2 separate regions of the Homo sapiens genome follow, and region 2 is linked to region 1. The links are chromatin loops, found by intact Hi-C in ENCODE. Cell type or tissue: endothelial cell of umbilical vein. All regions are shown on one strand. Each heading gives the region's core, and the rest is flanking DNA. Links, peaks and the distances in the headings are about the cores only.

Region 1 (2,917 bases), core at 258-2,757:
AGACAAATGGGATTACATCAAGCTAAAAAGTTTCTGCACAGCAAAGGAAACAACAAAGTGAAAAAATAACCCACAGAATGGAAGAAAATATCTGAAACCACTCATCTCACAAGGGATTAATAACCAGAATATATAGTACCAGGAATTCAAACAACTCAATATAAAAAAAATCCAATTAAAATATGGCCAAAAGATCTGAATAGATATTTCTCAAAAGAAGACATAAATGGCTCACATATATGCAAAAAGTACTCAACATCACTAATCATGAGAGAAATGCAAGTCAAAGCCACAATGAGATATTATCCCACCCCATTTTAAATGGCTTTTATAAAAAAGACAGGGAATAATGGACACTGGTAAGGATGTGGAGAAAGTGTTCCTCGTACACTGTTAGTGGGAATGTAAACTAGTTCAGCCACTATGGAGAACAGTATGGAAGTTCCTTTAAAAACTAAAAGCAAGCCAGATGCAGTGGCTCAAGCCTGTAATCCCAGCACTTTGGGAGGCCAAGGTGGGAGAATAACTTGAGGCCAGGAGCTTGAGACCAGCCTGGCCAACATGCCAAAACCCCATCTCTACTAAAATACAAAAAATTAGCTGGGTGTGGTGACACACGCCTGTAGTTCCAGCTACTTGGGAGGCTGAGGCATGAGAGTCACTTGAACCCAGGAGGTGGAGGTTGTGGTGAGCTGAGATTGTGCCACTGCACTCTAGCCTGGGCAACAGAGCGAGATTCCATCTCTGAAAAAAAAAAACAAACTAAAAACAGAACTACCATATGATCCGGCAATCCCACTAATGGGTACATATCCAAAAGAAAGGAAACCAGGATATTGAAGAGATATCTGTACCCCATGTTTCTTGCAGCACTATTCACAATAGCTAAGATATGGATCAACCTAAGTTTCCATACCAGATGAAAGGATAAAGAAGATGCGGTACATATACACAATGGAGTACTATTCAGCCATAAAGAAGAATGAGATCCTGTCATCTGCAACAATATAGATGGAACTGGAGGTCATTACATTCAGTGAAATAAGCCGTGGACAGAAAGACAAACATCACATGGCCTCACTCATATGTGAGCGCTGAAGGAGGGGATCTCAAGGAGGTAGAAAGTTCAATGGTTACCAAAGCCTGTGGCGGGACAGGGGGAAAAAGGGAGGATGGTTAATGGCTAGAAATACACAGTTTGATGGAAGAAATAAGAAATCGTGTTTGATGAATCAATACAGTGACTATAGTTTACAATAATCTATTTTATATTTCGGAATAGCTAGAATTCAAATGTTTCTGGAATAAAAGACCAATCTCTAAAATGATGGATGTCTATATTGCACTGATTTGATCTTTACAAGTTACATGAACGTGTTAAATTATCACAGGCAACTCAAAAATATGTACATCTATTATGTGTCAATAAAATTTTTTTAATATAAATAAATGAACCTGGTGTGATGCACCTCACCTCACCACCACTAGGGCAAGGGGTGGGGAGAAGGGCCTGGAACACAGCCACAGGGCTCTGGGTCTGCCTCTGCCAGAGGCAACTGGGCAGTGACCACTCCAGGCCACACATCCTCACTCAGCCACAGTCTTGGTGAGTCACTCACACGCGTGCCTGAGGAGGTTAACCCAAGAGTGCGCAGCCACTGTGCTTGGTGACAGCAAACACCAGAGCGGCAGGTGCTGGCGCAGCCCTGATCCGTGATTCATGCTGGGAACACGTGTGCAGCTGTACCTAGAGAGCCCCAGCCCTGGTCCACCCTCACTGTGCCTGCACATGGTGCCAGAGGAAGGCCTGGCCAGGGTGACCCGGGAGCAGGGCCCAGCTGGTGTCAGCACCACACCTGCTCTGTGCCCCTTGCAGGGTGGGGGATCTCCCAGCTGTGGACATGGCCAAAGGCCCCTCAGCTCCACCTGAATGTTGGAGTGTTTGCAAGGAGAACATGCTCCAATGTCCCTGTGTCACTGACAGCTCGTGCAGATGAACAACCAAGCACAGGCTGGAGGAGGCTCCTGTGGGAAAGTGGGCTGTGGGCCAGGAAACCTCTAATCCCAGAGCCCCAGGGAGGAGCCAAGATGCCAGAAGATGCCAGTGGAGGCATTGCCTCCAAGGTCCCCACAGAGGACATTGGGCAATGTCTGCACATGGTTTTGGTTGTCCCGACAGGGGGTGATACAGGACAGCCCCCCAAAACAAAGAACTGCCCCACCCCAAATGTCAGTAGTGTGGAGGCCGAGAAACCCTGCTATGGGGCAGTGGTCAGAGACCCTTGTGCCTTGAAAGGGGCTAGGCTGGGCAGGACAGGTTGTGGACCACCTGGGGCCACAGTTCAGAGCCACGCCTGAGTCTGTGAGGCTGCCCACCCTCCCAGCTGCCAGCATGGGGTTGGGGGGTATCCGCCCCCATCAGACTGAGGAGGAAACGGACACTCTGTCACCCAGAAGCATCCCTGTGTCACCCTGTGAGGTTGGCCTTGGACCCAGGCCTCTAGGCGCCCCGTCAGCACCCCAGTGCGAACACATCCTGCCCGGGGACCTGGACCCAGCAGCTCACACAGACCAGGGCTCGCCCAAAGGCAGGCAGGCAGGGCCACTGCTGACCACGCACCTGGCTGGTCGTGATTCTGGAACTAATGGTTTCTGCCTGGCAGGGAGGCCGCCAGGACCTCTGGGCTTCACCCCTCCCCACCTTCACAGGGGACCTCGCCTCAGTGGGAATGTTCTGGAGCCGGAACCCAAGGTTGGAATCCCAGCTCCTCCCCTTTCTAGGTCTGTGACCTTGGAAAAATTAAACTTTCTGTACCTCTGTTGCCTAATCTGTGAAATGGGGTAATACTACCTACTGTGTAGGGCTGTGAAGATTAAATGGAGTCATGCATTATCATCACAGGGCACCTGGCCCATC
Region 2 (2,917 bases), core at 101-2,600, 91 kb before region 1:
ACATTCCCAACACTAGGGAAATGAATCATGGAACACCAGGCAGCCATTTTATAACTGTAGATTAATGAGAAACAATGTTGATTAGATATTAAGAGAAAACACTCATGTTACAGTAATACCTATTATTTCATATTGTTGTAATACATTTATACATATATACGTAGGTGGAAAAAATCTTGAAGGGAATGCACCAAGCTGTTCAGAGTGATAACTCACGGGCAATGGGGTTATGGGTGGTCTTTTCCTTTTTTGCTTATCTATATTTTCTAAAATAAACATGTATTAAGAAAAGTCAACATGAATTTTTAAAAACCAACAACTAAAAAAAAACCCCTTAATTTCAGGTGAATATGTTAGAAAGTTATGAAGTTATGTGAGGGCTGGGGAAGGAAAGGAGAGGTTTTCACAGTTTGATCTAATTCAAAACTAAATCTGTGAAATACTCAAGTTTCCTAAAATCACTCAGGATAAGTGTGTGATATATTGGTGGACATATTTTAGTTCCTGGGCTTTGACATTAATTGTAACAGATTTTTAAAGGGTAGCTCTTTTCTCCATTAAAAAGAAACGAGGCTGGGCATCGTGGCTCACGCCTGTAATCCCAGCACTTTGGGAGGCCAAAGTGGGCAGATCACCTGAGGTCAGGAGTTCGAGACCAGACTGGCCAACATGGTGAAACCCCGTCTCTACTAAAAATACAAAAATTAGCCGCCTGTGGTGGAGCGCATCTGTAATCCCAGCTCCTCAGGAGGCTGAGGCAGGAGAATCCCGCTGGAAACCGGGAGGCGAAGGTTGCATTGAGCTGCGATGGCACCACAGCACTCCAGCCTGGGCGACAGTTGAAATGGAATCAACTGAGTTCTCCCTCTTCAACTTGATTTAAATCATCAACCCAAAACCCAATTCCTAAACCCCAAAACCAATGACTAAAATCCTCATTAAAATGAGTGCACATGCCAATACTAAGAATGTTGTGTCATTCTTCATCAAAAGTAATTACCTCAACACAAGAGGAGACAAGTACGCATGGAAGTAAACCCAAAATCCCAACTAACGAGCATCGTTCTGAGATCAGTGGCCACAGGGAATAATTCTGAAATTGGCATCACATCTACGCAAGATAACAACCTGGAGGTCTTATTTTTATAGAATATCAAGAACAAAATCATCCAAAAGGCACACGATGCCAAACTAAAAATAAAGAGCGAAAATCCAAAAAGTTGCGCGCAATTCCTTCTGAAACCTATCCGCCTCCTACTCCTGTCCCTTCCTCTGGCGCTGGCGGGTCCTCGTCCCGAACCCCCACCGCAAGCCCTGGAACGGCTTCTTAACCCTTTTCTCGGCGGCTCCGCCCCGGCCCCGCCCCAGCCATGCCTCGCCCCCGCCCCGTTTGCCGGCTATTGGCTTCTCCCATCCCCTACCAGAGGGTGACGAGACGGGAAGCCGGGAAGCCGGGAGGGATCTACTGTGCACGTCCAAGGCGCTGGGCCTAGAGCAGGAGAAAGGGTTTGGAGGTGCGTCGGAGACTATGAAGTGCGGCCTTCGGCGTGATCCTTTCCGGAAGCGGAAGCTCGGGGGGCGGGCCAAGAAGGTCCGGGAGCCCACGGCGGTTGTTTTTTCTGTGAGGCTTCACTTACCTCGGTCTGGGCTTCTCTGAGGCTGCGAGAGATGGTCATGTCCGGATCTCAACTGGGCCGGGTGAGGGCTGAGGACCTGAGGAGTCCACTGTGGGGATGGAGAGGGACAGGGGGGTTTTCGGGCCAGAAACTTGTAAAACTCTGCTCGAAAAAAGAGACCGTGCGGCGACATTTAAGTGCTGGGACAGAGGTGCAGGAAACACCTAATCTTACCTTCGTAACACAGCCGCTTGGTCTCTAGATGTGTTTCTGTTTAAATCGTCGTAGCCCTCTAGAGCGCCGGCTTTCGGGTCAGGCCGGGGTTCAAGTCCCAGCCTTCGCCGCTGGGTCCAGTGACTTAAGCTCTCTTAGCTTCAGGTATTTGCACATTGGGATTCCACTACTTTTTACTTCTCGGAACTTACTATTCCTAAGCTGCAAAATAGGCAGAAACAAGCATAAAATTCTGTCTCAAAGAATTGGGAAGGTTAAATGAGAGAACCCGGTAAAAACATCCATCACACAATTGGCGTAGACATGCAACAGAATTTAGTTCCTTTGAAAACACGTAGTTTGCCACCGTCTTAATGATAACAGCAGCTAACATTTAGATAGGACTTATGTGGCAGATACTACTCTTAAGTGCTTTTATGTATTACATAGAATAACCCATTTCATAGTCGCAATATCCTTATGAGGTAGGTACCATTATCCGTCTTTTACACATGAGGAAATTGAGGGCTGGAGGGTTCAAATAACTTCCTAACGGTTACACAGCTGTGGAATCAAGATTCAGACTCACAAAGCTGATGCCAGAGTCCATTCTTCTTTTAGACATTTTACCTAGTAGATGTATGACTTTGAACAAACCACTTTCCTGAAATTTAGGTTCCTACCTCACAGAAATAATAACAGGGTATGGATTAAGTGGAAATGAAAGACCTTAGTACACTCTAAGTCATTCTACAAGGGCAGTATTATCTTGTACTTCTTGGTAGGAGATATGACTACCAAGAAATGCTTATATGATTCTCAAATAGCAAAATTAAAAGTTTAATGATAATAACCCCATAGAAGTAAGTGTAAAATAAAGCAAACTGATTCTCCTGTATTGTGATCAGGACACTCCTTTTGGAGGGCAGCTTTGCAGTTTGTATCAAGAGTTATTAAATTGCCAATAACCTTTCACCAAATAATTTTCCTTTTAATCCTAAATATGAGAAGGCTATTTTCAAGAGGTAGAAAGGTTTATTCCAGGTTTTTTTAATTATGAAAAATATGAAACAAACCAAGACCATATT

The links. Peaks named below come from ENCODE experiments on the same cell type or tissue, not always from the same donor. Only the 100,000 strongest peaks of a DNase experiment are listed, where the experiment ranks them.
Region 2: it touches region 1 in a loop (3-fold over the local background); 34 of 110 quality-filtered maps call a loop at or near these places.

Annotation. Positions count from the first base shown.
Region 1 is chr3:126,080,206-126,083,122 of GRCh38, forward strand. All of the region lies in intron 1 of SLC41A3 (solute carrier family 41 member 3), which reads right to left. Among named protein-coding and RNA genes, the nearest start is that of SLC41A3, 2.5 kb to the right of the region's middle. In endothelial cell of umbilical vein, for the core only: a CTCF peak has its summit at 1,489; no DNase peak of the experiment used is centred there.
Region 2 is chr3:125,989,001-125,991,917 of GRCh38, forward strand. It overlaps the pseudogene ALG1L1P. Among named protein-coding and RNA genes, the nearest start is that of ROPN1B, 21 kb to the left of the region's middle. In endothelial cell of umbilical vein, for the core only: no CTCF peak of the experiment used is centred there; a DNase peak (open chromatin) is centred at 1,471; H3K4me3 peaks cover 677 bases; H3K27me3 peaks cover 335 bases.